Linked DNA regions of Mus musculus: all the other regions are linked to region 1. A link is a loop called in an ENCODE intact Hi-C map of the cell type or tissue named here. Cell type or tissue: heart. All regions are shown on one strand.

Region 1 (8,000 bases):
GCCTGGACTATAAATAGAAGAGCAGTTCCAGAAGGCCACTGGGCTCAGAGCTAGTCTGTAGCACTAGGACTCACAAGAAACAAGCCATTAACAGGATTTATAGGATGAGAAAGACTTCTCTATGTTACATACTTGTGATGCCCATAGCACACTTCAGAAAGATGCTCACAGAAATTCATTCTTCACATTTGTCTGTGGGATATAACAATGAGAGGAGTAAGAGTGTCACCTATCAAAAACTGAATAAAAGTAAGTAATTATGAACTGAGGGATTTACTGCTGAAAAAGGCCAACTACCACATGCAAAAGTATTGTTGACTCGTTTATTGGTTCCTTGAAGAAGAAACCCTGTGTTCTCGTGTGTTCTTAAAGCACACACAGTTAATGTAACCTGAATAACGATGAGCTCTCTAGATGGACTGCATATGTCTGTACCTGTGCTTCAAATATTAGTACCTCTTCCACTCAGTTCAGATGCTTGTGTGCTGATCTCTGTAGCTTCCTTATAGATAAATGCAAGGATGGAGAACAGGTGACTCCAGTCTCCTTCATGCTCTGCAGATATGTAAATCCTGGACACTGTCTAAGCCCAGAATAGTGCGATAAAAAGACAGATAATCAGAGATTGGGGAGGGGGGAGGGAGAAAGACAGAGACAGATTTGTGATGGGGTGTGACATTCAAAGAAATTTAAATATTATAAAACTTCTGGAGAAATAATGTAAGAGCTAAACAAAGCCAGGCATAGTGGTACACGCCTTTAATCCCAGGACTCAGGAGGCAGAGACAGGTGGATCTCTGGAGTTTGAAGCTAGCCTAGACTACAGAGCAAGTTCTAGGAAAGCCAGAGCTACATGGTGAGTCCCTGTATGAAAAAAAAAACAAAAACAAAAACAAAAATAAAACGAAAACTAAACAAGCATTATGTATTGAGAAAATATGTTTCTAAAGCCGACTCACAGTAAAGCAGGCAAACAGAAGTATATCAATAACAGAAAAGGGTTATAAGTCATATATTGATGTGTGGCAAGAAAAAATAATAAATAAAAGGCTCCACAGCTCAGACCTGGAGGAGGAGCGATAAGCAGCTAACTCTAGTGAGATCACAATGCAGAAAAAAAATGGCCGGGCATCAGCTGATATAACAGAAACACTGTGTTTTAAATTAAAATTTGCTAAAGTTGGTGTTCATGATTTTTTATCAGCAAATGTATGTGATTTCATTCTAATTAAGATGTTAGAAGAAAGATCCCACAGAAAAATCAAAATCACAACCTCAACCATTAGGTACTGCACATTCTGTGATTCAGAACAAGGCTCTGTTACAAAAAATTAAAAATGCAAAACTCTGAGATATAATTATGTCAGTAAAGTTCAAAGTGAATTTTAAGGACTTAGTAATCCCCCTATGTGTGTGTGTGTGTGTTAGGCTTATTGATTGGTCCCATAAAAGTGTTTCATTGGGCTAGTTTGTTTATTTTAATCAAGCTGGACATAACCATTGCCTAGAATGTCTTGTACCTTATGTAATTCAATTCATTTCTTCATTCTTCTCTAGAAAGAACATTATATTTTATTATTTTAAATATTATACAATCTTTATCTCTGCTATGGGCTTAATTTTGATTCCCCACAGTTCATTTAATTAAACCCTAACCTCTAAGGTGACTTGCTTGGAGGTAGACTCTTTAAGTTATTATGGTGAAAAATGAATTTTAAGGATTTAGTAATTCTCTCTCTCCCTCCCTCCCTCTCTCTCTCTCTCTCTCTGGGTGGGGGTGGGGGGTGGGGGTGTTTGTGTGGGTGGGTGACATGTGTGACATAAGAACTGGGTATCAGAGGCAGAACTAATGGTCTTATATGAAAAGAAAGATATTCATTTCTCTCTCCTTTCCTTCTTTCTTCCCATCCCCACACTTCTCCAATTCTCTTCTCTGTACTCTACTCTCTACTGCCCTTTCACCAATCCTGTCAAAGAACATCCAGGTACGTAAGCACACATGAAGAAAACAACCACTGACAAGACCTCACTGGGATTTGACTTGGCATACGGACCTGGGACTTCCAGTCTGTCGAACTATGAGGAAATCAACATTGATTAACCAAGGTACCCATCCTGTGCTTTTTGTTTTAGCAACTGGGGTTGGCTACGATAAAGAATTTCCCCCACAATCAAACATGACACTTTGGAGGAGAGCTGGGATGAAATGGATATAAAATCATCATAAGCAATATCTTAATTTTTTTTCTACTTTTGTAGCTTGTTTTCAACAACTGACTTTCTGCCAAGTCCTAGTGTAGTGATCCCGAAATAGTAGCTGGCATTTTTGTATTTCACTTGACCTCAGGCTGTTCTGTTTCCCCCAACATCTATGTTATGATGCCAGGCTTATGACGAACTGTGTGTGTTTGAGGCAAGATAGGAGGTGGCACATCACGGAGATGCTCTTTCTCCTGGGCTGGGAGCCAGACTTCAGAACAAGCCAAGAAAAGCTGGAGTGCATGTGACTCCTGCTGTCACCCAGGTCATTAAGATGTTACTGACTTCTGTATTCCCACAAGCCCACAACCCAAATGTCTTCCTGTCTTAGTTTAAGAGTTAATCTGTGTGTGGAGGAAAATGTAAAATACCATGTACTTTTATCTTCTTTCTAATGTGGACTTCAGAAAAAAATCATCATAAGGTTGTAGACAGAAGATGGCATTGCCTAGGTCTGTCTCGCACCTAGTTTAGTTAAAATCCTCAGAAACTGAAAGCTCAACCCTAGAGTATTTTCCAGCTAAGGAATCTTCTTGTTTCCACCTGGTATGAGAAACATTGACCATACAATGTGTTTTCTATTTTCAACCTGTCTATCCTAATACTGACATAGTCTGTTTTCATTACTTTTAAATGAGAGTATTCTGTCTCAGGAAAACAATCTGGAAACCACCTTATACATGTACACAGAACACTCTGCAAATAAAGCATTTTCACATAAAATTCTACTTGTGATCTGTTTCTAATGTATCTAATGATGACATTAGAACTATCTTTGCCTTTAGCTATTTTTTGCCAAAAGTCCTCTTCATACTGTAATTATTGTATCTCCTTCAAACTGCTTTTCCTTTCTATGAAAATGTGCAATTGGATGCAAAATGATAATAAAATACCAAAAAAAATTTAAAGCATTTTGGTAGGATTTTTCTTGTTCTTCATGAAAGAATTATAATCATTATCAGTATTGTGAACATAATTTTCAGATTTGTATTCAAAACTTAAAACAATTAGAAAAGTCTTTGTTTCTAGAGATAAGAAAATCACCACTCTTCTGTGTTGCCTGTGGGTTTTTTTTAAAAAGAAAAATATGTTGAGAATGCTCAAACACTCTAAACCCAGCAGATTTCTTTGTCTGACTCACTAAATCCAAATTTCACATAGTCGACTTTTTTATTTTAATGCAGTGTTTGGTTTCATACCAGATGATATCTGGCAGATAAAGAATTAAGTACTACAAGACTCCTGAGTTCCCATTATTGAATGTCAGGTCACAGGTGAAGACAAGGTACTCTGGCCAACTTTATACCATCTAAAAGAAAGGTTTGAATGGACAGAAATACCCAAGAGGAATATTTGATGGTACCAGAGAAGTCCATCACTCTTTTCCTTCTCTCCTAAGATTATAGAGTTAGAACTTTGCTTGGAAGTGTGAAGCTGGTGTTTAAAGAAAGCTCTAGATAAGTAAATTTACTGAAATTTAGACACTCGAGTTTCTTCCATGAACACTCAGGAATATATGAGACATGGATGACCTCATACTCTGAGATTTCATAGTAAAAAGAAACCTCTTCTAATTTAACTCCATGCAAGATTGACATGTGTCTTAGTTACTGTTCTATTGCTGTGAGAAGATACCATGACCAAGGCAACTTACAAAAGAAATAGTTAACTAGGGGCTTGCTTATAATTTCAGAGGATGAGTCAATGGCCATCATGTGAGGAACATGGTGGCAGAGAGGCATGGCATTGGAGCAGTAGCTGCCAGCTTGCATCTTGAGACTACAACTACAAAGCAGAGAAAGAACTGAACAGGAGTGGTGATGGAGTGGGCTTTGGAAACCTAACTCCCAAGCCCAGTGACACACCTTCTGAAACAAACCCATGCCTTCTAATCATTCCCAAACAGTTTTACACAATAAGGGATCCAGCCTTCAAATATAAAAGCCTGTAAGAGTCATTCTCACTAAAATCTCCAAACCTCCACAGTGTGACAGCTTCCTCATGTCAACACTGGTCATAATGGTAGTTGAATGAAAACATTTCACCCAATGGTACATTTATGATATAGAAGAAGTAAAGAATTACTGACTTGCCAATAATTCTTTTGAACTTGAAACTTTTTAGATTTTTTTTCTTTCTCAGCTTATTAGAAAAAAAAATAGCTTTTGAACTTTGGGATGGACTGGCTTACAATTCACACATCATGGTTAGAGAAGAAAATGTACAGTTGCTTAGAGAAATGCTAAATATTCCAGGAAATAGATTTTTAATTCCCATAGGTATGAAATGCAGAAATGACTTCAATAGAATTTGTCTCACTAAATCAGTGAAGTGAATAATTGGTATAAATGAGTTGATATACTCAATGTTATTTAATGTTTATGTATCTGCATATATGTGAATACGTTCATGTAATCCTCAATCTTTCTAGTGAATTTCAGCACAATAACTGTCTGTACAATCATAATATTACCATGAGGGGCAGAACTTCCAAATGTACAAAGGTAGCAATAATAAAGGATAAAAATTAAATTAAGAAAATGTTTAACTTAATGTAGTTATTTTACTTCTTAAAAGATAACTTGGTGAAAGCTAGTTATAGAGTAGGTAGAGTATATTTCATATTAGAATCTAAGCATGCAGAAATACTATGTACTGTAGAGCATATTAGTTCATTTATGCCAAGCATAATCTATTCCTTATTCCTTCAGATGATACTCTCAGATTAATGGATCTCTCAATCCCCATCAGGGAAGCCTCTTTTTGTTCTAGATCATGGTCAATACAGAATCTCGCAGCTGGTCAACACACAGACAATAAAAGACATTGCAGTGCCCAGCTCTAAGTGGGAGGCCTAAACCACGCCCATTCCTCACAAGGCTCGGGAAACATCACCAGAAAAAAAGGATGTGAAGTTTCTCAGATCCAGAAATAGTGGGCATCTGGTGCCAGCCAGAATTTTCTGGACATGTCAGGGCCTTCCCACCTGTGGACTCACAGAAGCAGTGACAGCAGTGACTATCTAAGGCATAGATAAGGGATTGCCTCACGAAGTCCCTCTACTTAGCTGAGAAGGCATAGCAAGTTGATGGCTGCTCAGCAGACAGAGTAAGTGCCTTCCCCCTGAAAGGCTTCCCATGTTTCACTAGATGGGCTTACACTCATGTGCATACAGACAGCACTAAGCATATTCAGTGTGCTTCAAAAGAGTATGAGAGCACGTGAAACTGTGAGGCAAAAGTGACAGGGAGCAGAGCATTAGAGGCAAGGGAATGGGAGGAGATTGAGTAGAAAATATAGATGTATACAATTGTCAATAAGATACTCTTAAAATAAAATATTTAGGTTGTATTTAAACAAGACCCTGAACTTCTTTTAAAAGAAAGTTAGTAAAAGGTTCAAATACAAAGTTACTACTTCTTTATACTTATACTTTATACTTATTTTTTAGACTACTGATAAAATTAGTTATGTTTGATGATTTTAGGATCACTTCTTTGAATTGATTAATACTTTAAGTCAAACAGAAAAGATATAAAATGGGTCCATGACAGACGAGAACACAGGACACAACTGACAAGAAAAACTGTTCTTTCCAAATGTCAGAACTATTTCTGAATTGCTTCAAGCTAAATTTTACTCAAAGAGTAAATTTATTTCAACTTTGCAGGGTATTCTTGGCTAAAGATAATTATTCATTCTAATGGAAATTTACCACCTTCGGCAGGCATGGATCAGAAATCTTGGTGGGAAAAGTCAGCATCTCGACAAGACAGCAGGTATGTGGTTGTTTCCTGAGGGATGTAACATGGGAAATCTGTCTCCATGTGCCCATCAAAGATGCTGAGTGTGGGCCAAGACAGTGCAAAACTGTAAGCACAGGAAAAGGGCTTTGGAGTGCAGGTGTTGCCTCTCCTTCATGCATAGAAATTATTCAAGGATATTTTATTTTCTGAAGGACAGTGAGACTTCTCTGGGGTTCTGGTGAAGTCTGCCTGGAAAAGACTCTCCTCCCATGTGAGAATATGAGAAACCTCAACAAAACCCCACAATATGTCTTCTTTCTATTGAGAGAGAGAAATACCCACCCCCACTTGATGCCAGAGATAAGTTCCTCTCATCTTTATCCCTGAGTGGCAGAGAGTTCTGTCACATTGGCCAATGATTTAATTTTACATTATAAATCCAAAGGAAAGTGTTTTGACTTGTAGAGATGGGTTAGTTAGTCAGTCAAGTACTGGAAAAGCTTGATGAACTCAGGTCAGATCCCTTAACACTAGTGTAGAAGCTCAGCAAAGTGGCACAAGTTTGTAACCCCAGTGCCTGGGGACAGCCATAGATGGTGTGCCAGTCTGAATGAAAATGGCCCCTGTAGACTCATAGAGAATAAAGCAGTATTGTTGGAAGTGTGGCTTTGTTGGAGTAGGTGTGTCATTATTGGACAAAGTGTGTCGCTGGGGGTGGGCTTTAAGGTTTCAGAAGCTCAAGCCAGGCCTGGTGGCTCACTGTCTCTTCCTGCTGTTACCTCTCCAGCAACAGGTCTGATTGCATGCCGCCATGCTTCCTGCCATGACAATAAGAAACCAAACCTCTGAAACTGTAAGCCAGCCCACTTAAATGTTTTTCTTCATAAGAGTTGCTATAGTCATGGTGTATCTTTACAATAGAAAGCCCAACTAAGACAGAAGTGGTATTTGGAGCTCAAGGGAGAGCTAGCCAAGTTGAAATGATGAGCTCTAAAATCACAGAGAGACCATGTCACGCACACATAGGAATTGGTGAAGAGTAACTGAGTAAGATCTACAGATGTAGTCTGCACACCATACACACACACACACACACACACACACACACACACACACACTAACACTAAAATAAAATAATAATAATAATTAAAATACTTTTTTTTAATGTAGTGTTTTGAGACCCTTCTTCCACCATCTCCATATTTTCTTAGGAAATGTCTCTTGAATGATCCATAACCTCTGCCTGAATTTTAACCAATCACATCAAAAGACTGGTTTTCTTGGTTTCCTCTCCAAAAGTCCCCTATACACTCCCCCCGCCCTGCTCCCCAACCCACCCACTCCTGCTTCCTGGCCCTGGCATTCCCTGTACTGGAGCATATGATCTTCACAAGACCAAGGGCCTCTCTTCCCATTGATGGCCGACTAGGCCATCCTATGCTACATATGCAGCTAGAGACATGAGCTCTGGGGGTATTGGTTAGTTCATATTGTTGTTCCTCCTATAGCATTTGAAATGTAAATGAAGAAATGTCTAATAAAAATGATATATATGCAAACTCAAAAAAAAAAGAAAGGATATGGAGTTGAGAGGGTGGGGAGGTAGGAAGGATCTGGGAGGAGTTGGAGGAGGGGAAATTATGATCAGAACATATTGTAGGAAAACTGTATTTTCAATAAATATGTATACTTATTGTTGATATTTTAAAACATTAAAGTCTTCATATTTCCTTTTGAATTTTAAAAAGAAGATAAAAGAAAATGGTGACAATGAGTTTAAGAAAAAAAAACAAATGAAACACTGAACATTCAAATGTAATTTTTACAAAATGCTTCCTCATTGGTTATGAGATTCTTTTAAAAATATCAATTTATTGCCAGGAAAAAAAAAGACTGGTTTTCATCTTTCAAGTCATTTTTGCTTGATTCTGTTCATCCAACTTGCCTAAACACCAGACCTAAGCATCCACTTACAAGTAGCTTAGCTGTCTAAAA
Region 2 (8,000 bases), 190 kb before region 1:
ATATCTTGGGTATCCTAAGTTTCTGGGCTAATATCCACTTATCAGTGAGTACATATTTGAGAGTTCCTTTGTGATTGGGTTACCTCACTCAGGATGATGCCCTCCAGGTCCATCCATTTGGCTAGGAATTTCATAAATTCATTCTTTTTAATAGCTGAGTAGTACTCCATTGTGTAAATGTACCACATTTTTTGTATCCATTCCTCTGTTGAGGGGCATCTGGGTTCTTTCCAGCTTCTGGCTATTATAAATAAGGCTGCTATGAACATAGTGGAGCATGTGTCCTTCTTATCGGTTGGGGCATCTTCTGGATATATGCCCAGAAGAGGTATTGCTGGATCTTCCGGTAGTACTATGTCCAATTTTCTGAGGAACCGCCAGACTGATTTCCAGAGTGGTTGTACAAGCTTGCAATCCCGCCAACAATGGAGGAGTGTTCCTCTTTCTCCACATCCACGCCAGCATCTGCTGTCACCTGAATTTTTGATCTTAGCCATTCTGACTGGTGTGAGGTGGAATCTCAGGGTTGTTTTGATTTGCATTTCCCTGATGATTAAAGATGTTGAACATTTTTTCAGGTGCTTCTCTGCCATTCGGTATTCCTCGGGTGAGAAATCTTTGTTCAGTTCTGAGCCCCATTTTTTAATGGGGTTATTTGATTTTATGGAGTCTACCTTCTTGAGTTCTTTATATATATTGGATATTAGTCCCCTGTCTGATTTGGGATAGGTAAAGATCCTTTCCCATTCTGTTGGTGGTCTTTTTGTCTTATTGATGGTGTCTTTTGCCTTGCAGAAGCTTTGCAATTTTATGAGGTCCCATTTATCGATTCTCGATCTTACAGCACAAGCCATTGCTGTTCTATTCAGGAATTTTTCCCCTGTACCCATATCTTCAAGGCTTTTCCCTACTTTCTCCTCTATAAGTTTCAGTGTCTCTGGTTTCACTTTTTAAAACGAATTATTTATTTATGTATAGGAGTATACTGTCGCTGTCTTCAGACACACCAGAAGAGGGCATCAGATCTCATTACAGATGGTTGTGAGCCACCATGTGGTTGCAGGGAATAGAACTCAGGAACACTGGAAGAGCAGTCTTAACTGTTGAGCCATCTCTCCAGCCCCTAGTCCTTCATTCTATGTTCTTGAATTCAACAAATCTTTAGTGATAACCAGAGATTTCATGTTCTAAATATTTTAAATCTCTCTGTGTTGTTCTTTTTGTTAGGGAGTTACCCCCCCCCCCACCCCCAGTTACGGTGTTATTAGGAACATGGCACTGCTACTTGCCATGATGTGGATCTTGCTAATTATTTTTCCACTATTATATTTTGTAGGAAATTTTTAAAAAATAATTTAAACAAAATATTGTTTACCCAGTTGTGGTGACTCTTCTGCTCCCCAGGGTCTAGCTGAGGAGTGGCAAGGAAAAGACATCACATACCCGTGTCTTTTCCATTTCTCTTTATTGCCTGATTTCCCAAGACTTGGCAGTCATGATAATGCCACAGTTTGATAAAAAGACTAAACACTTCAAGGAAAGTTTCAACTATGAAAGAATATGACCTCTGGATGAAAGGCCACATGTCTGAATTTGGCTTACCAGAGTCCCCATTTCTGTTCAGAAGCAAGATGAGTCCTGAGGGGTCATTTAGCATTTCTCTGGACTGTGACCCTTTCTTTATTCTCAGTCTTTAGTCAGATTGATGCAGTTTGATATCTTGATGTAGCCATTCTGGCTATTAGACATAGGATTTGCATGTGATAACTAATGATGTCCACACTAACTTCAACTTCACTTTTAGTACCTCACTGGGTCCTATGCTCATTTTCTCTGAATTTATATCCAAATCCATGATAAACACAGTTAAATTCTCATTGATATTGTCTGTTTTCATTAGAAGAAAGTTACTGCATAAGGGTAGGAAAATATTTTTCTCTCTTTTAAAAATTATTTTAATTTCCCTTTTTCTCTGCATTGAATCTGGTATCTGTTTCTAATCTTAGTACAGAGATAAACTCAATAAATACTATCTAATGATGATTTTTATGCCTTAGTCTGCCTAAATTCCCAAGATTCTTCCAACCCCAGTATAATTCTGTTGCTTCTATAACATTAAGTTAATTATCTTCTAAAATAATATGAGACTTTATAAAATTTCCTTTTGGGAAAAAGTATTCACATAGGATATATTTTTCCACATTGAAAACCAACACTCCATTAAGTTTCAGCAAAACTTTTCCTAGGCTGCCCTTGTAGGTAAATGATAGTATCATTGTTTAAGCTTAATCTATTCTGTCTTGAGCACATGAGCTTGCAACAGGACAAAGCTCCTGTGTGTGTATATTGCAATGGACAATCACATGTGTTGAAATAGCACACATTTCCCCCTGTTACAGGAATAGATTTGTATCATTTCTTTCTTCTACTTGACTGAGAGGTAAATGACCAAAGACAAATAGCCGTTTTGATCATGAAACTATACATTGTGCTGGATAATGATGAAATTGGAGCATTGGTTTGTTTATTCTTGCATTCACTCATTTAATAGATAATTACCAATCATCCACTTTATGAATAGAACTGTGTTTGTTCATCAACTAACCTAACCTCCACTCTGCCATATATCAACAGAGGAAGAAATACTAGTTTCCACTCTCTGTGCTGGGGCAACTTTATGTTTATTCATATCAGCCTTGCTATGACCTCCCATAGCTACAGAAAGATTGCACTACCTGTGAGGAGCCTTCAATATGTATTAGGAGCTTAGAAAGGGGGGATCCAGACAGCTTTCTTTGACTTTTGATCTAGATATGCCTCAAGCAGAATAAATTAGTGGTAAATTATACCAATCTTATATGTTTTATTGAAACTTTACCTTTCACCTCCATTTATTCACATTCAGGAAACCCGTGGATTTCTCATTAAGATCCAGTCTGATACCTTTATTTCACAGTTAAATCTATTATGAACAAAAAGCAGTAGTGGGTTTAAAACTCATGTTCACAGTATTGGAACCAGGTTTGAAGTATAAGAGTCCCAGCATTTCACCCAAACTCAACATCATCATTGGTCTAACTGCCTCTGTGAAAAAAAAAAAAAAAAAAAAAAAACAAACATATATGACCACTTCAAAAAGTAGGTGGTAGCACGATAAGTGAACAGTTTTGCTTAGTTTTGGTTTGCTGTTTGTTTTATTTGCTTGTTTACACAGACTTTGTGTAGCCTGAGCTGTCCTGGAACTCACTCTGTAAACTAAGCTGCCCTTGAACACAGAGATTCATCTGCCTCTGCCTCATTCTTGCTGGGATTACAGGTGTGCATAGTGAGCATTTAAAAGCCAGGCTCCCAACCGAAAGGGTAAATGAACTTTTTCATTAACCTACATTCAATTCTACTTTTTTCGTTTGCTTTCTCATTTTATAAGGTCACCAGGAGACTCTGTTCTCATATGTATTGCCAGATTTGAAAAAAAAAAAATCCATGCAGGATCTTTAGAGTGAAGAAAAGACAATTTAGGAAGCCACATTTTTATGTCATCGCTCCTAATTATGCCAATGGATTTTCCTTCCAACTTACCATTACTTCATCCTGAAGCCCCAATAGCTATACATGTATTCAGTCTGTCATAAATCTTTTTAAGATGAAATATCAGTCTTTTATTATTTTTGTTTTGTTTTGTTTTCTTTTCCTGTTGGTATTTTTGTCTGCTTTTATCAGGAGAAGGAGAGAGGAGACATAATTGGTGGTGAGTTGTGGAGCTGGTGTTGTCTGGGACACTGAATATCTCATGGACCTGAGAAATTCAAGGGGAGCTGCCAATGTGCAGCAGCCCAGACCACTGTCACTCTCACTGGGAACGCGATGTGCTCCTGGAGAATGCTGGGAAGGTACTTACTTGCAAAGCTATTTTAAGAGGTGTTTGGAACAGTCAGAGGACAGGGAAATATAGGCAAACATGTCAGAGAGGCCTAGTTTGTAAATACTGTATTCTCTTCAGGGGTTACTCAGTGGCAAAATCAAAGAGGATGTCTGTCTTGCCAAGAAACAAAGCTGCTTATCTCCGCCTGACGGAAATTCCACCCTAAAGAGAGTATGAACATTAAAATTGAAATGCTTTGCTGAGTGAGAGGAAGTCAGCTCTTGTTCGTTTGCTTTGTGTCTTTTGAATAAGACTTCTCCCAACTTAGAGACTGGTGCCATTAGTGGATACCAGGAATCCACTAGAAAACAGATAAGATTTTATGTTCAGAGAAACAAGAGGTGGAAAGCTAATTTGCCTCCATCTCTTTAAGAAACATTTCATTCATCTTTGTATGGGCCCAGAGGGAAAGGGATTTGGACAGAAATGGCCATTTTTTCCTTGGCAAGTGGTGAGTCCATGACAATGGATCAGAGGAGAGACAAATAAGTCCCCAGAGTATTCTGAATTCCTGGTTAGTGAAAACCCAAGGCTTCTAGAAAATTGGGACAGGCTTCTGAAAAAGACAAGTAGGTCTTAGAAGCTCTCTTCAATTCCACCTCTACCTCAAAAATAGCCTAAATCTCAGAGGCAGCAAATGTATCCACATACAAAGAAGATGCTATCCCTGCCCCTTTCACCCATACCTTGAAAAAAAAAAAACCCAACTCTCATGTCAGTTTTACTTTCCTTTTTTTGACACCACATTTGAAAATCCATTTGTATCTCCTTCCATTATTTATCTACTTTACAGAAGACAGACGCAGGTGCTCTGTAAGGGATAGCTATTCTTGAACCAGAAATAACTGTGACTCATTTGCTCTTCAACATGTATTGCTCAAAAATTATGTGCATCTAGATTCACAGCTAGACATCTAGCTTGCATATAGGGTTCATTATAATTCTAATCCTTGTAGTCTGTCGTAGGAGATAAGGTAAGAAAAAAACCCCACAAAACATGGGTGTTGTGTTGGGGAATTTAGGATTCCTGAGATCACAAAGGATTCACAGCGATTAATTCAGTTGCTCATGGTTTAATGACAGCACTAACAGGTCAATTGGGCTTCAGTGGATTGAAAGGGAGAAATAAGAACCCGTCAAAGAATGTAGAGCACGTGACAAATTTTTTAAAAAAAGGAACATGCCAAGTTCTGCATATATATGCAGAAGGAAGGTAGAGGGTACATCTTCTGAAGAGTCAGTGAGCCATTCCAACATTTATCTTATGCATTGCCATGTGAAAAATCTATAACCAATCAAAAGCGTTTTGTACAGGTCACATTACTTCCCTATTCTATTTCATTTGAAAGTTACTGAGTCGAATTATAAGAAAAGTGTGTAAAACCATTGTGGAGGATGTTAGATTAGTCAAATGACATTATCTAGCTCATACTTAGTGTGCTAAGAAAGAGTAGACCCGCAAAAACATGAAATGACAGTTCTCTATTCATCTTGAATTTCTTCCTTCACACCCTCAAATACTCTGGACTCTGAGAGAACAGCAAGACTAGTTCATTGCATATCTCCAAGCAAGGCACTGAAGAAAACAGAAAATTATCTCACTGTGTCTGTTTTGTCTTTGTAGGCCCACAGAAGCTTTCACCTCATGAGAGCTGCTTATTAAGTAAAACAAAGCGAGGGAAACGCAATGGGCCAAATCACATTGCTCTAAGGGATGAATCTCGCATCTCTTCTCTCAAACAGATGCTGAATTGGTAGCGCACGTTGGGTGATATGACAAGTATACCATTTTCCTCTGTGTTGGATCCATTCTCTCTGGATATTCTATTTGTAGACTAACTGTGACTTACGTACATCTGCTAAAGGAAGCCTTTACATTCTGAGATAGATTATATATCCACCATCTTAGCTTCCCTTTGCTTATTTTAAGTGTGGTAATAACAAATTGAGGAAATATAAAATTGCTAAGGTAGTGTTACATGTCCCAGCTGGGTTGGTGCAAATAAGAATGAAGTGGATTCAGCTCGCATTCCATCGTATTTTCATCTAGAATGGGCACCATGTCATTGCCAGGATAGTACTGAGCTAACTTATTTGGAATAAATCATCTACCCAGTTAGGGAGAAGTAAACTAGTAATTATCAGCTTAAACTTTTATCTGGACTAACATAAACTTCAGGAAAGATACAGTTATATAGGTAACTTCAAAATCTCACTGACCATGCCTCTAAGAAAACCAAATAACCAGTTGGCAGGAAAGACCAAGTTTTTACTGTTTGATGCCTGAAAAGTAGTTCTCCTTCAGGGTGTGCTTAAAACTTTTGCTATGACTTATTATTACTATTATTATCAATATTAATATTGATTATTTTATTTGGAAACACTGTGAATTCAAATGTTTGTTTGGAAAAGTAGCTTGGAGAAGCTTTCTCTGTCAGGAAGGTGTTTGATGACCATCCTTCATTCAATAAATAAAACCAGCTTGGGTATCTTTGTGAAGGTAAAACTGAGGGGGGGTTCCTATATCATTTCAATGAATTTATTGGTTCTTTTTTTTTGGTTTTTAAAATTTTTTTATTAGATATCTTCTTTATTTACATTTCAAGTGTTATCCCCTTTCCTAGTTTCCCTTCTGAAAATCCCCTATCCTCTCCTTCCTCCCCCTGCTCCCAAATGCTCCAACTCCCATTCCTGGCCCTGGCACTCCCCTATACTGAAGCATAGAACCTTCACAGGACTTAGGGCCTCTCCTCCTATTGATGACCGACTAGGCCATCCTCTGCTTCATATGCAGCTAAAGCCATGAGTCCCACCATGTGTTTTCTTTGATTGGTGGTTTAGCTCTGAGGAGCTCTGGGGTACTGGTTAGTTCATATTGATGTTCCTCCTATGGGGCTGCAAACCCTTTCATCTTCCTGGGTCCTTTCTCTAGCTCCTTAATTGGGGACCGTGTGCTCCGTCCAATGGATGATTGTGAGCATCCACTTCTGTATTTGCCAGGCACTGGCAGAGCCCCTCAGGAGACAGCTATATCAGGCTCCTGTCAGCAAGCTCTTGTTGGAATCCACAATAATGTCTGGGTTTGGTGGTTGTTTATGGGATGGATCCCCAAGTGGGGCAGTCTCTGGATGGTCGTTCCTTCAGTCTTTGCTCTGAACTTTGTCTCTGTAACTCCTTCCATGGGTATTTTGTTCCCCCTTCTAAGGATTCTGAGCTTCTGGACTAATATCCCCTTATTAGTGAGTACTGCAACAAATTTCTCCTATCAGCCAATAGAGGATACCTCTGGAACTCCAGGTAGACTTTACTTAGCTCAAGGCCATTCTCTTTTGATTCTTGGTCTACTGTGTTTATCCAATGGGTCTCTAGTGAGAAGCCCAAGAGAGGATGCCTTAGAATAGGGAGGAGCTCAATGATCTTCTTCTCAATGTCTGCTAGTACTACACATCCCTTCCCATGTCTGCAGGTAACAGAGGCACAACTCCCAAAGTGAGAATATGAAGCCTGAAATGGAGCAGTTGACATTTGATATGTGGCGTTAGAAGGTGTGAGAATTTGGTGAGAACTATTTAAGCAATTACATACTTGAGTAGAATTAATGTTTTTCAAGTCACACTAATCACCAGCTTTCAGTCTTCTAGGGGAAAGATCTCTGTGGTAGAGGAGGACTGTTGAGAAATGAGATATTACCGTTTCCTGCTAAGACTTTAACAAGACCTATGCTTCAGTTATTTTTTTTATTAATGTGAGATATGAGTTGTTTTATATTATGGTCATATCTTGTTAATAAATGAATCAGAATCTTCCAAATAAAGATTGATGCAATGATATTAATTGAATGTAATTATATTCAGTACCTAGCAAGCTTTATTTTGTTGTAGTCCAGGGCTCAAGTCCAGGGAATGGTGCCATCCATTTTCATGCTAGGTCTGAACATGTCAATTAAGAGAGTCAAAAAATCTCCCAGAGACATGTCAGTGGGCCAACCTTATCTAGATAATCCCTATTGAGACTCTATTCATAGGTAAGTCTAGGTTATGTCAAGTTGACAATTTGAACTAACCATTGCATAGGTGAT
Region 3 (8,000 bases), 140 kb before region 1:
TAGTTGCACTTTACATGTAATACAATTCTAACTAAAATCTCTTTCCAGAAAAAAAAAATGACACCAAGCCATGACTTGGGAGACAAAAAACAAAACAAAACAAAACAATACAAAACAAAACAAAACAAAAACAAAACAAAACAAAACAAAGACAGACAGAACAAGGATTAGGATACATAGATTATGATTTATTGGGGACTTATCTACACACATATATCTTGTATGCAGCAAGATGGGAGTGTACTCATGTTTTTGGTCAGAAAGAGAGAAGCAGGGCTTGCTTGTATAATGCTGTGGATAAAAGTGATTTTGCCCTGGCAAGAAAGTACCAGGCTTATCTTAAACTTGTGCCAATGGTATTCTGCACATTCCTGGGGACTGTTGGTGTCAGCACCAGGTCATTAATCTCCACACACTACTCCAGTGATTTTACTTATTTATAGTATGCTAGGAAGTTATGCAGGGAACTTGCCCAGGATCATTCAGGGCAGTCAATCATTAGACTTTAAAATGATTCTTGCCAGGTCAGGATGGATCCTTATGATCTCTACTGGGAGTTTTCATGGAGCTCCAAGCAAATTCTAACATTTTGTATAAGACTAACAGGCCACAAAACCTAGAACTTTCTTCTAGAAATTAAGACAATTAAAAAGTTTTAACAAGTGAGGCCTTATTATTTTATTCAGGGGCAAATTGATGAAAATTCAGAATTTAGAAACACTTCGGTGCTTAGACTGAAAGCTATTGCCTTATAAACAGTGAGAAGTGTGGATTATGGGAGAAGTTGAATAACATAAGGTCTAGAGAAGGCACTAGAATTGACGTGAGCCAATTCAGGAGATTTAATGATGACTTAAATTTGAACTGCATTTTGTTAATTAGTAGGAATTAATGGCAATCTACTGGTGAAGCTTAAAGAAGGATAAAGAGAACACTTTCAATTACTGATACTGAAATATGCAGATGGTTTCTGAGCTCTGGATTCTCCTCTCAGGAAGCAGGTTGAAGCTGTTTCAGATTGCACCTTGCTGTCTGCATGCTAAGAAAACCCTGCTCTGCACTGTTTGCCTTGGGGACCTCATTCTGCAATTCTATTCAGTTTTGTTTAGGGCAGGGAGTTGCCTTCAAACCTATATACCTCTATTATTACTTTTATTAAAAAGGAAATGTTTAGACTTCACATAACTGCTTCTCTGCTCTGGGACTATAAAAACTCCACGTCAATTATTAAGCTCCTCAGCCCACTTTCTGTTTCAGCTCCCTGGAAAACCAATTCTTACTGAAAAGGAAGGTAAACTGAGGCCTCAATCAGAGCCTCCATGATCTCCCTTCAGTGACATTTACAGTAAGGATCCATATACAGAGCTTCTTCCAATTGTCACTGCTGTTTCTATCTTTGAGAAAGTGGTACTTGCTTTAAGAGCATATGATTGCCTGGCAGTGGTGGTGCAGGCCTTTAATCCCAGCACTTGGGAGACAGAGGTAGGCAGATTTCTGAGTTTGAGGCCAGCCCAGCCTACAGAATGAGTTCCAGGAAAGCCAGGGCTATACAGAAAAATCCCCTTTGAAGAAAAAAATAGAGAGCATATGGTCTTTAATATGGTCTTTCACAAAGACAACTCATGTGGAACAAAACATGAAACTTACGTTTCATAGATACGTTTGTGATTAGGTGAGTTATAGATTTTCCATTTAGCCACATCATACATGACTGACTGATATTCCCTAATATATGAAGAGAAGTATTTTTCCAATATTGTGTATTCTCCTACCAAGTAAGTAGTTAGCTACAAATACTATTGGAGGGTCAAAATAGTGTTCTTTGCCTTTTAAACACTTCAGATTAAAATAAGTATCTCTTCATGTTGAGATGAGGAGAGCAAAAGGATTGTTATGGAATGTCTCCGAGTCTCTGCATCTTCATGCTCAGAAAGTTACATCACAATGTAATTAACATTGTTTTGTAGCTGAATTTAATGGGTGCCTAATAACCACCTACTTACTAGACTACTAGTTGGCTTTAGAAATTACTTAGCATTAATGATAATTCAAGCTACCAAGTAGGTAGGAACAAATTATTATGATAGGGCACGATAAATTACACAGAAATCACTTTGGGCTGTCCTTTCTGTGAGTGTGGTGGGTGGCTCTTTATGACTGAGTTCTATAAAAGAGAAGGGACTGGGGTGGGGTGAGACTCAAGTAATACAGATCATGAGTAAAAGCATAATTTTCATCCTGTGCTTTCACTATTGCTTTTGTTTTCATTTCTATTTTTTCTCTGGAGTGGCTACAAATATTTTGGCACTACCTAGGAGTAAGAAGCTTAAGAAAATGAATTATAGTTTTTCAACATTTTAGTATAGGTTATAAGGGTATGGATAACATCTAGCCCTCCTCCTTTGCTTGTTTTACCTACAAGTCCTTGAATTCAGAGTGTCTGTTTGTAGCTGCAGACTTTGGGCTGCTGTTCTCCTATAATCAGCTCTATTTCAAATAGATCAAGGTCACACATGCCTTCAAGTCTCAAGATAAATCATTTCTATCAACCTCTCAACATGAATAGAGCTTCTTATAAGCACAGTGATTTAAACCAGGAGTGCATTGTGCACTTTTGCATCCTGAATACTAATGTACTTGGCATCTTAGTTACTTTTCTATCATTTGATAAGAGACCATGGACATACAAACTTATAGAAGAAAGTTTATTTGGGGATTACAGTTTCAGAGAGTTAGCATCCTTGCCAACATGGCATGGGGGTGGAGCATGGTAGAAGGTATGAGGGCAGGTATAGTGCCAGAGCAGTTGCTAAGAGGTTACATGTTGAGACATAACCAGGAGGGAGGGAGGGGGGCAAGAAGGTGAGAGGGACAGAGAGGGAGGGGGGAAGAGGGGAAGAGGGAAAGAGGGGCAGAAGGGGAGAGGAGGAGAGAGGGAGAGAGGGCTCACAGTGGGAATGGCTCAAGAGCAAAGCCCTCCTCCAGTGACATACCTTTTCCAAAAAGACCATGCATCCTAATCCTCTGCAAATAGTTCTACCAACTGTGGTCTAAGCATTTTAATAGGCAAGCTTGTAGGGCCATCCTCATTCAATCAGCACACCTGTGTCTTCCCATCTCTAGATCTGATGAGAGCTTTTGTCTGAAAAGCTTTGATACTTTCCCTTTCTTTCCTTTTTGCTGATTCATGCTGGGGTAAAGAAGATGACCATAGCTTTCAGCAGCTTCATGAAATTTGGTAATGTGGTGACATATACAGAGTTAGGGGAATTCCAACTCCTACAGCACCTTTCTCTCTTTGATCTTATGTGTGATCAAAATTGAATATAAGAGTTAATTTGATCTCTAAGGATTATAATATGCAGACTCTTTTTTATCAGTTTTTGTTTTTGAAATATCAACATTGCATATTGCAAGAGCACATAGGTTTACAGTGCAGATATTAGAGTAAATTTGTCATTTGGCTGTCCGTGTTATTTAATAAGCTAAAAATAGAGGAGGCGGGGACCATGATTACATTGGAATTCAGCTCCCAGAAACAGTGTGAAGAGTATGAATTTATATTATGTCGTTGTCAAAAAACAACAACAACAACAAAACCCCCAAAAAACAAAAAACAAGAAAACCCAACTGCTTGCCACATCAATTGGTGTTAAACACAGCATCTGGTTCAGTATAATTAGGTTTTCAAGGAAGTTGATGAGAAAGCAAGCCTCATGCACTTATCCAAATGGAGAGGTGTAAAGAGTTTTCTTGTGACTGACATAAATATATGCAATAAGCTTGAAAAATTGACAATCAGATCTTGAAAGATTTTCATGCTTTGGACATCAAGCATGATGGCTAATTTCACCTAGGAAGGGAGTGTGGGGCTGGAATCTCCTCTTGTCTCACAACCCATGTGACATGACTTGCTCATAATCTGAGTGTCCTGAGAATTTGTCCCAGATATAAACCAGACTTGAGATGGCTGGCTTCCAACAGAAGTGCACCAAAGCTGTCTCTAGACCTAGCAGAGCTGTGAATGCCACTGTATCCTTGGGCTTCATGGATATCAAAGCATGGGGGGGGGGGGCAGTTCTGGAGTTTGGAATGGGAAGGCTAAGTAGAAAGGGAAGAGATGCTCTACCACTCTCCTTTTTTTCAGGCTCTAAACATTCTCTGATTCCAGTCTAGACCTAGCCATTGCATAAAAAGCACTGATGATGTAGTCACCATTTAAACTGTTCCTATTCTATCAAGATAATTAGAGTTGATCACTTTCTAACTTTTACTTAGGAAAATGTCTCCTTTTCCAATTGCATTTAGAAGTCCTTTGCTAATTTCGGTCCCACTTGGCCATCACAGCCACCAAACAGCTTGTCCCCATGAGACACAATACTGACAGAAACTGTCAGTGGGGTCCCCTTAGAAGGCAAGGCAAATCTGTTGACGCGTTTCCTCTAAGAGTGGTTTAGCTTGGCTACAGAAAGAAAGATATAAAAGAATTTTATATCGTCTTTTATGAAGTCATGCAAGTGCAGAGTCGTTTAACTTGCAGTTTCCTTCTCATTCTTATTGGACTTAATGATAGTAACACAGTCTTGAGTTAAGCAAATCTGGATCAAATTCTAGATACCATGAGTTCTTTAAATTAGGTGACTGGGGGAGTGAAAAACCTCCAGTTTCACTAACCCTGTGTTTACTCAAGCAATAAGCTGTGGATGGCAAATGAAGGAAGGATACACACAAAGGCTTATCATGTCAGCATCCTGTGCAGATGTTATTGAGTTTCTTCTCTCAACCAGGATTAGGAGGTGGAAATAGCAAGAGAATAATTTTAGTTCAATAATTTGACTCCAAGAAAACTAATTAAAATAAGAATAGCAGATCTTACTATCTGTTTTCCAAGCAAAGAAAAACAGAGCTTAATGGAAATTAAATAATTAAGAAAGGCTATACCACTGGTGCACTGGGAGGAATAAAACCCAAATTTTAGACTGTTTTAAATGATCAGGGGACCAGTGAAATGGCTTAATTGGTAAACCATTTGGTGTCCGAGCCTGGAGTTCCATTTCTACATAAAGGTAAAAGGCTTTTGTTTTGTTGTTTTCTTTTTTGTTTTTGCTTTCTGTTTTTGTTTGTTTGTTTGTTTGTTTGTTTGTTTCTGGACTCCACAGAATTGTTTTCTGACTTCCACATGTGTACTGTCACACGCACACACACACAGACACACAAACACCAAATATATTAAATAAAAATTAAATAATTAGATGAGATTTCACAAGAGAAAGACTGATTGTGATAAAACTTAAATAATGTCAAGTATAATGGAACTTATATGAACAAATTTACAGCCAGTTTAAAAATTATCTCAAAGTAAATATGGATAGTATATCAGTGCTGGTCTTGGGTGCATTACTTACTGTGATTTATTTCAAGCTTGGTTTGATGACTCAAATAAAATCAACAAAATAAGAAGAAGAACTTATAGATAATAATAGCTAGGTAGGTAAGACTGTAGGATTAGACATGTAGATAACAGCAGTGGGTTTAAATGATAAACAAAATATAACTAGGCAACATTTAAATTAATAAGTACAGTATGGTACACGGTTTGAAAAAACAATAAACAAATAGAAACAAGAAAAGAAACTTTATATTGCAGACACGAACGTTTGTAGTCTGTTGCATTGACCTTGCCTGCTGGGGACCATGGGCCAGATCTTCCTCTACTGGTGCCCTGAGCTAGTAAGGAGGCCTAGGGTGAAGGCTGAAGTACATTCCCTAAGCTGTGATGGAGACCCAGTGTTAAAGCTGTTGGGGACCAGGCTTGGACCAGGCTGAAGCTCATAACTGGCCAAAGTGCTCAGAACAAGTGATGTGGCAAGCTGAGTCCTAAATAGGACAATTGCATCACTTCCTGCAAAACTTAAGGGACATGACAAAAGAGGAAGTAGAAAGACTGTAAGAGGAGGAGGATGGAAGGATGTGAAGCAAAACTATGACTTCTGGATATGACACAGTGGCTGTGCACTCATGAACTCACTATAGCTGAAGACCAGTGCTGCTACCCAAGACCAGTATAAATCAGTGTTCTACCACGGGTGAAGGAGGGGCCCATGAGGTCCCTGAAGTGCTATTGCAATTAAAGGTCAGGGTGGGAGCACCAGGTTCCTCAGTGCTATAACCACTGATAAGTTATGGTCCACATATGTTTGTTCACGAAATGCCAGTTAAACCTGATGGGCTGCGTACTTTTGACATGAAAGTAGAAGAGAGACTTGTTGAGAAGGAGAGAGGCAGGAAGGAGGGAAAGACGTGGAGAGATTAAAAAACTAAAACTCATAACATAATTAATTTTTAAAAATTGCAGTTAAAAAACTAAAACTCCTTAAACTGATGTAAAGAACTATTAAACAGTAAAAAAAATTAAAAAAATTGAAGGTTATATCAAAGTTATTTATATTTAAAGCAGAATAAGTGCATCAAAGGTGTAATTCTGATGGTGATGATGATAGTGATGAGGGTGGTGATGATGATGATGTAAAGGCAGATACTCCATCACATGTATTGCCCTGTCTGTGGCAAATTGTTCCCACAAAAGAAGTCTTACCTAATGGTCACTATAGAATTAGATGGCCTGGTTAATTAGGGTCTTTGTAATTGCCTTCTCATTGTGTGAATTGGGGGAAATTATCTCCACCCCCTCATATTATTATGTTTATCAAAGTGGAGCTAGCAGTGTATGGGTTACAGAGTTATTATGAGGTGTAGAGTCCTATCTAGACGCTCACAATGCAGCCTGGTCCAAAGCGAGTTAGCCTCCACAGTTATCATACGGTCATCACTGTTTGTATTACTCTCCATAAACTGTGGAAAACACAGCCAAGCTATTTCCAGAGGAGGCAGATGCCTTAAGCAACAATGCACAGCTGTTTATAGGACACACATGGAGTGTTACCTCATTCGATAGTGTCTGTGCTTCCTCCATTCAAGAGCTCTGGGCCTTAGGTACTATGGCTTTGATGTCTCCTGTGAACATCCTGAATGAGAGAGAACCAGCTGTCTGACAGACTTCTGCTTGTTTTTTCTCTTTTCTTTTTTCATTAGATATTTTCTTTATTTACATTACAAATGTTATCCCCTTTCCTGGTTTCCCCTCCAAAAACCCCCTATCTGATCCCTCTCCCCCTGATCACCAATCCACCCACTCCCACTTCCTGGCCCTGGCATCCCCCTACACTGGGGCATAGAGCCTTCACAGGTCCAAGGGCCTCTCCTCCAATTAATGACCGACAAGGCCATCCTCTGCTACACATGCAGCTGGAGCCATGAGTCTCTCCATGTGTACTCTTTGGTTGGTGGTTTAGTCCCTGGGAACTCTGCAGGTACTGGTTGGTTTATATTGTTGTTCCTCCTATGGGGCTGCAAATCCCTTCAGTTCCTTGGGTCCTTTTTCTAGCTCCTCCATTGAGGACCCTATGCTCAGTCCAATGGTTGGCTGAGAGCATCCACCTCTGAATTTGTCAGGCACTGGTAGAGCCTACGAGGAGACAGCTATATCAAGCTTCTGTCAGCAAGCACCGGTTGGCATCCACAATAGTGACTGGGTTTGGTGGTTGTTTATGGGATGGATCCCTAGGTGGGTCAGTCTCTGGATGGCCTTTCCGTCAGTCTCTGCTCCACACTTGGTCTCTGTAACTCCTTCCATGAGTATTTTGTCCACACTTTGGTCTTCTTTCTTCTTGAGCGTCATGTGGTCTGTGAATTGTATCTTGGGTATTCCAAGCTTCCGGGCTAATATCCACTTCTCAGTGAGTGCATAAAATGTGTGTTCTTTTGTGAATGGGTACCTGACTCAGGATGATATTTTCTCTTCTGCTTGTTTTTAAGTTACTATATCCCATGAAGAAACACTTTTTAAGGGCCAATGGACAAAACCCTAAAGTTTAACTTGCAATCACTGACCAAGAGCAAGCATAATGTTTCCTGCCATTTGAAGGACTGTCAAGTACACC

Evidence for each region. Hi-C counts contacts between places; a loop is a spot of excess contacts. Peaks named below come from ENCODE experiments on the same cell type or tissue, not always from the same donor. Only the 100,000 strongest peaks of a DNase experiment are listed, where the experiment ranks them.
Region 2: it touches region 1 in a loop (2.9-fold over the local background); 3 of 42 quality-filtered maps call a loop at or near these places.
Region 3: it touches region 1 in a loop (2.9-fold over the local background); 5 of 42 quality-filtered maps call a loop at or near these places.

The regions. Positions count from the first base shown.
Region 1 is chr6:36,594,359-36,602,358 of GRCm38, forward strand. No RefSeq gene overlaps it. Among named protein-coding and RNA genes, the nearest start is that of Mir490, 180 kb to the left of the region's middle. In heart, no CTCF peak of the experiment used is centred here; no DNase peak of the experiment used is centred here.
Region 2 is chr6:36,401,374-36,409,373 of GRCm38, forward strand. The region is part of intron 2 of Chrm2 (cholinergic receptor, muscarinic 2, cardiac); the gene reads left to right. Among named protein-coding and RNA genes, the nearest start is that of Mir490, 16 kb to the right of the region's middle. In heart, no CTCF peak of the experiment used is centred here; a DNase peak (open chromatin) is centred at 3,868; H3K27ac peaks cover 1,411 bases.
Region 3 is chr6:36,451,292-36,459,291 of GRCm38, forward strand. The region is part of intron 2 of Chrm2 (cholinergic receptor, muscarinic 2, cardiac); the gene reads left to right. Among named protein-coding and RNA genes, the nearest start is that of Mir490, 34 kb to the left of the region's middle. In heart, no CTCF peak of the experiment used is centred here; DNase peaks (open chromatin) are centred at 370 and 3,970; H3K27ac peaks cover 2,307 bases.